2 separate regions of the Homo sapiens genome follow, and region 2 is linked to region 1. The links are chromatin loops, found by intact Hi-C in ENCODE. Cell type or tissue: heart left ventricle. All regions are shown on one strand. Links, peaks and the distances in the headings refer to the core of each region. The heading gives the core; the rest is flanking DNA.

Region 1 (5,457 bases), core at 354-5,353:
CTAGCCTGGACAGCAGAGCAAGACTTTTGTCTCAAAAAAAAAAAAAAAAGAAAGAAAGAAAAGAAAAAGAGGCCAGGCAAAATGGCTCACGCCTGTAATCCCAGCACTTTGGGAGGCCGAGGTGGGTGAATCATGAGGTCAGGGGTTCAAGACCAGCCTAGCCAACATGGTGAAACCCTGTCTCTACTAAAAATACAAAAAATTAACTAGGCGTAGTGGTGGGCACCCGTAATCCCAGCTACTCAGGAGGCTGAGGCAGGGAGGTGGAGGTGAACCTGGGAGGTGGAGGTGAACCTGGGAGGTGGAGGTTGCAGTAAGCTGAGATTGTGCCATTGCACTCCAGCCTGGGCAACAGAGTGAGACTCCATCTCAAAAAAAAAAAAAAAAAAAAAGAAAAGAAAAAGAAACTGCAGAGTCTGTGTTTTTGAGTTGCCTTGATGAGCAATGGAGCACACTCACATTTTAAACAAATCAAAAACTGAATAAAATATATAGAAAGGAGGTATATTATTTTTCTATTGCAGTTGTAACAATTTACCACAAACTTAGTGCCTTAAAACAAGTTTGCGGTATAACAACAGCAACATATATATAATATATGTTTTATTATATGTTTTTAAATATGTTTTTATTATATTTTTAAATATATATGTTTTAAAAATATATTTTAAAAACATATTTTTAATATATGTTTTAATATATTTTTAATACGTTTTATATTATATATAATTATATAATATAAAATATATATATTATATAAAAATATATTACATAAAACACAAATGTATTATATTACAGTTCTGAAGAGTCCAAAATGGATCTCACTGGGCTAAGATCAAGGTGTCAGCAGGGCTGCATTCCTCCTGGAAGACCTAGGGGAGAATTTGTTTCCTTGTTTTTTCTACATTCTAGAGGCTGGGAAATTGGCTTATGTATTCATTATTTTTTGGCTTTCATCAATCTTCAAAGCCAGCAACACATCATTCTGACCTGTGCTCCGTCATCACATCTCCTTCTCTCACTCTAATTCCCCTGCTTCCCCTTTTCGCCTATAAGGACCCCTTATCAATACAGTAAGCCTACTTGAATAATCCAGGATAACCTCCCAATCTCAAGATCCTTAATTTGATTACACAGGCAAAGTCCCTTTTGCCACTTAATATATTCACAGGTTCTGCGAATTGGGACATAAACATTTTGTGGTTGGGAGGATGTCATTATTCTATCTACCACATAAGGATTTCAGACATTGGACAACAGGCGGGATGAAGGGGAACAAATGAGGTGAGCCTCATTTAGCTCAGTAGCTTCAGTTACTGACAGAGGAGAGTTTCCAGGCCATACCACAGGAAGGGAGGACTCAAACAGATCTTGATGGTCTCCTTGAATAGAGGAAACAGATCTTGATGGTCTCCTTGAATAGAGGAAACAGAGTTGAGAATTCACACAGGGCAAGGTAGCTAGATTTCACTTGGCAGAGTACTGGTGAGGAGAGAGCTTCATGGAAAAGAGAGAACTAAATAGAGAAAGAGAGCTTCGGATATTTGCCAAGTTGTCCTTGAGTCTTTTCTTTTTTTTTTTTTTTTTTGGTAGAGACGGGGTTCTCCCTATATTGCCCAGGCTGGTCTGGGACTCCTGGTCTCAAGCAATCCTCCCACCTCGGTCTCCCAAAATGCTGAGATCACAAGCATAAGCCACCGTGCCCAGCCCTTCTTGAGTCTTTTTTTTTTCTTGGTTTTTTTTTTTTTGAGACGGAGTCTTGCTCTGTCACCCAGGCCAGAGTGCAGTGGCGTGATTTGGCTCATTGCGGGCTCCGCCTCCCGGGTTCACGCTATTCTCGTGCCTCAGCCTCCTGAGTAGCTGGGACTATAGGCACCCGCCACCATGCCCAGCTAATTTTTTTGTATTTTTGTAGAGACGGAGTTTCACTGTGTTAGCCAGGATGGTCTCTATCTCCTGACCTCGTGATCCGCCTGCCTCCCAAACTCACCAAAGTGTATGTAGAAAGAAATTATTTAGGGCTGCTGAGAGAATCACCAGAGATGAGCAGGAAGAACAATCCCTGGAACAATCCCTGGAGATCACACAGGAGTCCACCCGCCAGAGTGAAAAAAAATTGGTAATACATGGGACATGAGGTGGAATACACACAGGGTATTGCTTCAGTAATGAGGCAAAATGAGCTGTAAACTAAAAGCTACTCTTGTCCCACGAACAAAGCTTGAGGGAAAGCCTCAGAAGGAACAAACTATTTTCAAGTAACTTAACTGAACAAAGCTCAAGAATATCAAAAGGAATATAAATTATGTAGCATCAAATGGCATAAAACTCCAATGTCAAGCATCCAGTGAAAAATTATTAGGGATACAAGGAAACAGAAAAATATGACTTATAACAGGAGAAAAATTACTTGAAAGAAATAGACACTAGAATGGCATAGATTATCATCTGTTATTATCAATGTTTCTATCATCAAATTAGTAGACAGTATAAATTATTATAACTATAACTGTTATATAACTTATGTGTTCAAGAAGGCAGAGGAAAGCATAAGCATGTTAAAGAAAAACATAGAAGATATAGAGAAATTTAAATCAAACTAATATAGATGAGAAATACAGGCTCTGAGATTTTTTTTTTTTTCGAGACAGAGTCTCGCCCTGTCGCCCAGTCTGGAGTGCAGTGGTGCGATCTCAGCTCACTGTAAGCTCTGCCTCCCGGATTCATGCCATTCTCCTGTGTCAGCCTCCCTAGTAGCTGGGACTACAGGCGCCCAACACCACGCCCGGCTAATTTTTTTTTGTATTTTTAGTAGAGACGGTGTTTCACCGTGTTTCCCAGGATGGTCTTGATCTCCTGACCTCGTGACCCTCCCGCCTCAGCCTCCCAAAGTGCGGGGATTACAGGCCTGAGCCACTGCACCTGGCCGAGATTTTTTAAAGTACACTGGGTGGGATTAATAGTAGATTAGACAGTGGAAGAAAATATAATATGTAGCAATAGGAATTACCCAAAATGACACACAGAAAGAAAAAAAGTTGAACTTTGGGACAAATTCAAGTGGCCTAATGTGTGTATAACTGAAATCCCTGAAAAGGAGGGCTAGGACAACAAAAAAAATTGAGAAGAACAAAGATTTAAAAATCCAGCATATTTCTTGTTGAAAATAATGCAAACCAAAAGATGGTGGAACATTGTTGGCAAAACACTGAAAAAAATCAAACTAACGTTCTATACTGGGTAAAAATATCTTTCAAAAAAAGGCAAAATAAAGGCTTTATTGAATATATAAAAACTCCCCCTTTTACTTTGCTCTCCATCCTTTTCGCCATGTAAGGATGCAACATTCAAGACACTATTTTGGAAGCAGAGATCTGGGCTCTCATCAGACACCAAACCTGCCAGCTCCTTGTTGTTGAACTTCTCAGCCTCCAGGACTGTGAGAATAAATTTCTGTTGTTTATAAATTATATATATATATGGAGAGAGAGAGAGAGAGAGAGAAAATTTAATGCCAGCAGAATTGCACTACAATGCTAAAAGGGTTGGGTGCCATCGCTCACACCTGTAATCCCAGCACTTTGGGAGGCCGAGGTGGGTGGATCACTTGAGGCCAGGTGTTCAAGACCAGCTTGGCCAACATGGTGAAACCCAATCTCTACTAAAAAATACAAAAAATTAGCTGGGTGTATTGGCAGGTACCTGTAATTCCAGCTACTCAAGAGGCTTAAGCACGAGAATTACTTGAACCCAGGACGCAGAGGCCGCAGTGAGCCAAGATTGTGCCATTGCACTCCAGCATGGGTTACAGCGTGAGACTCTGTCTTAAAAAAAAATGAAAGAAGAGGCTGGGCGCGGTGGCTCACGCCTGTAATCCCAGCACTTTGGGAGGCCGAGGCAGGTGGATCACGAGGTCAGGAGATCAAGACCATCCTGGTGAAACCCCGTCTCTACTAAAAATACAAACAAATTAGCCAGGCGTGGTGGCGGGCACCTGTAGTCCCAGCTACTCAGGAGGCTGAGGCAGGAGAATGGCGTGAACCCGGGAGGCGGAGCTTGCAGTGAGCCAAGACCGCACCACTGCACTACAGCCTGGGTAACAGAGCGAGACCCCGTCAAAAAAAAAAAAAAAAAAAGAAAAGAAAAAGAAAAGAAAAGAAAATTAAAGAAAAGAAAGAAATCTGCCAAGCAGAAGGGAAGTGATACCACATGAAAACCTGGAACTACACAAAGGAATGAAGAGAGCACTGGAAATGGTGAAAATGTGGGCAAAGATAAAATACTCTTCTTGCTAATTTAAAAAATTTCTTTAAAAGATAATTGAAGCCATGTGTGGTGACATGTTCTAGTAGTACCAGCTACTTCAGAGGCTGAAGCAGGAGGATCATTTGAGTTCAGGTGTTCAAGACCAGCCTGAGCGCCAAAGCGAGACCTTTATCTCTTAAGAAAAAAAAAAATTGGCTGGCCAGTCACAAAAGACCACATATGATAGGGATTCATTTACCTTAAATGGCCAGAATAGGCAAATCTATAGACACAGATTAGTGATTGCCTAGGGGTTGGAGGATTGGGGGAAAATGGAGAGTGACTGCTAATGGGTTAGGGGTTTCTTTTTGGGATGATGAAATTCTCTAAAATGATGGTTGCACAAGTCTGTGAATATGCTAAAAACTGTTGAATTGTGCACCTTAGGTGAGTGAATTGTATAGCTTGTTAATTATCTCTCTCTCTCTTTTTTTTTTTTTGAGATAAGGTCTCACCTTATCACTCAGGCTGGAGTGCGGTAGTGTGATAATGGCTCATTGAAGCCTTGCAGCCTCAACTTCCTTGGCTCAGGTGATTCTCCCACCTCAGTCTCCTAAGTAGCTGGGACTACAGGCATGCATCACCATGCCTAGCTAATTTTTTGTATTTTCTGTAGAGATGGGCTTTCGCCATGTTGCCCAGGCTGGTCTTGATCTCCTGAGCTCAAGCAATCCACCCACCTTGGGCTCCCAAAGTGCTGGGACTACAGGCATGCGCCACCATGCCTGGTATTGTTAATTATATCTCAATAAAATTCTTTAAAAAGATAACTAGGTATTTAAGGCAAGATTAATAACAATGAGCCAGTCATGGTGGCTCACACTTATAATCCCAGCACTTTGGGAGGCTAACGTGGGAAGATCACTAGAGCTCAGAAGTTCATGACTAGCCTGGGCACCATAACAAGACCCCAACTTTACAAAATAATTTAAAAATTAGCTGAGTGTGGTGGTAAGTTCTTGAGGTCCCAGCTACCTGGGAGGCTGATGTGGGAGGATTGCTTGAGCCCCTCAGGAGGTTGAGGCTACAAGTGAGCTGTGATTGCACCACTGCACTCCGGCCTGGCAACAGAGAGAGACCCCATATCAAAAAAACTTAATAACAATGCATTGTGATGCTTATAACATCTGAAGGAGTAAAATGCATGAAAAT
Region 2 (5,457 bases), core at 304-5,303, 410 kb after region 1:
TCCAAGGTCAAGTTCAGGAGGCAGTACGCACAAAACCTGACAGTAATACATGATACAATACTGGAGTGCTAACGCCTATGTCCCCCACTCAGCCTCAGGGCTCCAATCTCATTTCCAGGGCTGCCAGCTCTGAGTGTCCACTTGGCCGGCAGCTTCCCCCAGCACAGCTATCCACCTGAAGTGCACTCACCATGGGCAGCCTGGCCTTGAGATCCCATCCTACCCACCCTACTTTCCTTTTAGGAGCTGTATAGCAGCAGCCTCCCTTGGCATATTCTCCCTCTTACCTACAGGGAGGTTTTGCAGGCTTGAGCTCCTCCCTGATCAAGAAAAGCAACCTGAACAGTTAAAAGTTAAGGTCTCTTCAGAGAGGAAAGCAGAGGTCACCCCAGCAGGAGATAGTACCATTTCTTTTGTGGAAAGGAAACAGGTCATGCTCCCTGCCTTTCTGCACTCTCTGCCTGCCCCTTGCCATGGAGATTCCAGATGCCCCTTTTCTCTACTTTGAGCTCGGCCTTCCACCCTCCTTCCCCAGGGCCAAACCTCTGGAGTCAGCACCCACTGGTGGGGCACTTGCCGACCAGCCCCCAGGCCATGCGAGCAGAGGAGAGGGTATCATTTAAAGGGCCCGCAGCAGCAAAGAGGCTTTCTCTCCTCTGTCTTTGACCCATCTCTGTTCTGGGTAACTTCACTAACCTGGTCCCTCTAAATCTGTGCCTACTTTGGAATCCACCAAGAGTCTGTTTCTGCCCTAATTTGCCCACATGCCAGCTCTCATCTGCTTCCCTGACCACAGTTCCAGCCTAGTGGAACCATTTCTGGTTTGGAGCTAGATTCATCTTTCAAAGCAGAGAGTGAGAAGAAAATTCTCTAACTCTTGATGCACAGAAGGAGTTCAGTAAATGTGAGTTGAATTTGATGAAGAATGAGAGAAGGGAAGACAGGAAGCAAGGGAAAGAGGGGAGAGGGAAGGAAGAATTCTGTTCTTTAGAGTGCCCTGCCATGGTAAGGACTCCAGAGTCGGGGATTCTGCAAGTTCTTATTCAAGGAGGAGGGCACTGTCTGGGAGCTCACAGCTTCTCCTGCCAGCCTCTGATGTTCCACACCTGCCTCATGAACAACTCTCCAGACCCTGAAAACACCAGGCCCACCACCTCCTGTCTTTATTCATGCTGTCTCTTCTGCCTGAGCTGCACTTTCCTCTCCTCTTCACTTTACTCATTCCTTCTTCAGGATCAGGTACAAATTTCTTCTGAGACCTTGCCACCCATCCCTTCCCCATCACAGCAGCTGGGGTCCCTTTCTATGGGTCTGTCTACCAGTCTTCGCTCCCATTCCTTCTGTGATCTTGATGGGATATATCCATCTCTGTCTATTTGTCTCTCCCTTTCACAGCTTCATTCATCCACGTATTCATTCATACTTCATTTACTGAGGGCCTACCGTGTGCAGGAAGTGATCCTCATGCTGCCAGGTAGTTTACATTCCAGTGAGGGAGAAGACTTAAAAAGCAGTTACCAGATGGAGAATGTTTTGAGAAGGAAAGTCAGGGTGCTAAAGGAATATATAACAGGAATTGGGGGCAGAACAGTCAGGGGAGATCTCCTAAGGAAAGTACACTGAAGTCGAAACTTGAAGAATGGAGAATCCCATGGCTGGGGAGAGAGGTAGGGGTGTGTGTGTGTGTGCGTGCATGTGTGCATGCACGTGTGTGTGTATAAATGCCTATGTGTACCTGGGAGGGCAGGGGTTCCTGTTCAGGCTAAGCATGTGCATGTGCAAAACCTCCCCAGGGAAAGGGACAATATGACAGGGAGGAGTCATCAGTGGAGGGAAATAAAGCTGGAGAGTTAAGTAGGAAGAGATTGTGGAATACCAGGAAGGCCATGGGCAGTGCCAGCTCCAGAAAGGAAGGGACTGTGACCTATTTGTTTTGGTATTATGGAGCCCCTCAGAGTGCCAGGGCCATACAGGTACTTGAGAGGTGTTTATTGAACAAATAAAGAAATGAAAACACTTTAACTAGAGAAACAGAATTGAAACAGAACATGGTGTCTAACAAGTGAAACAAAAGCACCTCTACAGGCCAGCTGTGCCATCATGAAGGCCATTTCAACCTTTAGCTGGGAGACCAAAAAGTACTGCATCCATCTGGCTGGCACAGGGACAAGTTTGTAATGAGGCACATATGGCATGATTTGAGTTGGTCAGATTTAGCAAAACAGGAGTGTCATTTATCCAAAGCAGGCCTATCTGGAGCCAGTGGGGGAAATCTAAGTGACATCTGCCAGAATGGGACTTTACATAGCAGGGGAGTCTAGCAGACTGTGACCCAGCTCCCTCCGAGAGGGCTGTCTCAGCTACTTCCTGCAGTCTTATGGATCTTGGAGGACCAAAGCATTTTGGAGCTGGGCAGGACCCTAGGCATCCTCTCTTATTCAGCCCCTAATTTTACAAGTGAGGACACTGAGTCCAGAGAGGCTGAGTTACTTACCCTAAGTTAAGGATAAGACCAGGCCAGGTTTCTAGGTCTCCTGATTCTATATCCAGCCTTCTTGTAAACGCATCTAAAAGGAAAGAGGGAGGGAGGGAAAGAGAGAGGAAGAGAAGGGAGGAGGGAAAGGAGGAGAGAAAGGAGAAGGGAGGGAAGGAGAAAGTATGTAGGGGAGAGAGAGAGAAGTGATGGACAGTGTTGGGGCTCAGAAAACAATACCCCAAAATAAGACATTGGCATGCTGAGTACCTCAAACTAAAAGAGATTGGAAGGCCTCAGAAGCAGCCCCAGTAGCAAGTTCTCTCTGACCTTCTCCCACCCTCATGTCTCTTGCCCCTCATTCTTCCCAGTCATAGAAATCACAATTCCTGCAGGGGATAGTGACTCATGCCTGTAATCCCAGTGCTTTGGGAGGCAGAGAGCAGGAGGATTGTTTGAGCTCAGGAGATCAAGGCTGCAGTGAGCTATGATTGCACCACTGCATACCAGCCTGGGCTACAGAGCAAGACCCTGTCTCTACAAACAATAAAAAAAAATTAGCTGGGCATGACAGCATGTGCCTGTAGTACCAATGACTTGCGAGGCTGAGGCAGGAGGATCACTCACTTGAGCCCAGGAGTTCAAGGTTGCAGTGGGCTGTGATTGCAACCACTGCCCTCCAGCCTGGGCGACAGAGCAAGACCTTGTCTCTTTAGAAAATATCATAATTCCTCTTCCCCAAGGCAAGTCATAGAAACTAGAATCCCTCTCTTCCAAATTAAGCTATAAAACCTAGAAATATTACTCTGACCTTCCCCTGCCTTTCTGTGCAGAAGCTAGCCATAAATAAATTCCCTGACCTACCTTGTCTGACTGCAGGTTATCCTTGCTCCAGAGGGGTTCTCCCCTCTGCCTGGGAGGAAGGAATGCTACACAGTAAGACCAAGAAGAATCTGAACAGACAGGCCTTGCTGGGTTCCTGCCCCTCCTTTTTGTGCAATCACATTTCTACACAGCTGTTCATCTTCATCAAATCTATGCATAAAAGTGGACAGTTTTCCCTGGGTCTTTGTGTATTCATTTTTGAAGTCTCCTGCATCATGTAAAACTTTTTTTTTTGAGACAGGATCTTGCTCTGTCACCCAGGCCGGAGTGCAGTGGCACGATCTCAGCTCACTGCAACCACTGCCTCCTGGGTTCAAGCAATCCGTGTCTCAGCCTCCCAAGTAGCTAGGACTACAGGCGCATGCTACCACACCCGGCTAATTTTTGTATTTTTAGTAGAGATGGGGTTTCACCATGTTGCCAGGCTGGTCTTGAACTCCTGGGCTCAAGTGATCCATCCACCTGTGAAACAGCTCTGTTGTCTGGGGTATATACCCTGGCTTTTGGTCTCACTTGAGAAAGAACTCAGGACATGGACACACACGAGGAGTGGGTTCAGGAGTGGAAAGTTTAATAGAAGAAAAGAGAGAGAAAAAGCTTCCTCATGCTGAGAAAGCAGGTCACCCAAAAGAGGGTCTCCGGTCTGCAGTGGAACGCAATTGGTTTTGTACAGGCTTGAGGAGGCGGTGACTGATTTACTTAGGGCTCAGGGGATTGGGTTGACCAGGTGTGCCATTCACATAGCCCAGGAAAAGACTGGCTCTCCTACCCTAGTCTTTTATTATGCAAATATGGCCTCCACCTGGTGGTGGCTATACTTGTACACGTGATTTTACCTGGAGGCTGCTGTGACACCCATAAACCTGGTGACAAGGAAAAGAGGGTGAGAGACCTGGTGACAAGGAAAAGAGGGTGGGAGATGCCATACTGAATGTACCTGGCTTCCAGCTGTCTGCATTTACATATAAAAACTCCTAGTTTCCTTATCTATGCCTTCTCAGTCTGCTTTCTGTTAGAGAAGAAATGGTTTTGGGGCTGCTTTTTATTAAAGGAAAATTCCACCGAGAACTCCCACCCTTTCTAGCTGCCTAAAAATTATTTCTTAATAACTCCTGTATTACCTTGGCCTCCCAAAGTGCTGGGATTACAGGCACGAGCCACCACGCCTGGCCTAAAACTTTGATTAAATAAATTTGCCATGCTTTTCCCTTGTTAATTTGTCTTTTGTTATAAAAGTGTTGGCTGTGAGCCTTATGATGGTTGAGAAAAGGTACCACACATTTCTACCCCTACAATGGCTTACTTCCAGACTTTGTTACTGAAATGGTTTTGATCTGTGTCCCCACCCAAATCTCATGTTCAACTGTAATCCCCAGCATTGGAAGTGGGGCCTGGTGGGATGTGACTGGATCATGGGGGTGGAATTCTCATGAATGGTTTATCACCATCCCTCCTTGGTACTGTATAATGATAGAGTTCTCACAAGATCTGGTTGTTTAAAAATGTATAGCTCCTCCCCACTCACTCTCTCTTCCTCCTACTCTGGCCATGTGAAGTGCTTGCTCCCTCTTTGCCTTCCACCATATTTGTAAGTTTCCTGAGGCCTCCCCAGAAGCCAAGCAGATGCTAGCATCATGCTTCTTGCACAGCCTGTGGAATCATGAGCCAATTAAACCTCTTTTTTTTATAAATTACCCAGTTTGGCCGGGTGTGGTGGCTCATGCCTGTAAACCCAGAATTTGGAGAGGCCGAGGTGGGTGGATCACAAGGTCAGGAGTTCGAGACCAACCTGGCCAACATGGTGAAACCCTGTCTCTACTAAAAATACAAAAATTAGCTGGGCGTGGTGGCACACGTCTGTCAGGACTCTGAGCCCAAGCCTGCATGTATACATCCAGATGGCCTGAAGTAACTGAAGAATCACAAAAGAAGTGAAAATGGCCGGTTCCTGCCTTAACTGATGACATTCCACCATTGTGATTTGTTCCCGCCCCACCTTAACTGAGCGATTAACCTTGTGAAATTCCTGCTCCTGGCTCAGAAGCTCCCCCACTGAGCATCTTCTGATCCCCGCCCCTGCCTCCAAGAGAAAAACCCCC

The links. Hi-C counts contacts between places; a loop is a spot of excess contacts. Peaks named below come from ENCODE experiments on the same cell type or tissue, not always from the same donor. Only the 100,000 strongest peaks of a DNase experiment are listed, where the experiment ranks them.
Region 2: a loop joins it to region 1, with 5 times the contacts of the local background. A loop is called at or near these places in 65 of 110 quality-filtered maps.

Annotation. Positions count from the first base shown.
Region 1 is chr1:93,419,907-93,425,363 of GRCh38, forward strand. No RefSeq gene overlaps it. Among named protein-coding and RNA genes, the nearest start is that of FNBP1L, 25 kb to the right of the region's middle. In heart left ventricle, for the core only: no CTCF peak of the experiment used is centred there; no DNase peak of the experiment used is centred there.
Region 2 is chr1:93,825,121-93,830,577 of GRCh38, forward strand. It overlaps a transcript of BCAR3 not described here. Among named protein-coding and RNA genes, the nearest start is that of MIR760, 19 kb to the right of the region's middle. In heart left ventricle, for the core only: no CTCF peak of the experiment used is centred there; no DNase peak of the experiment used is centred there.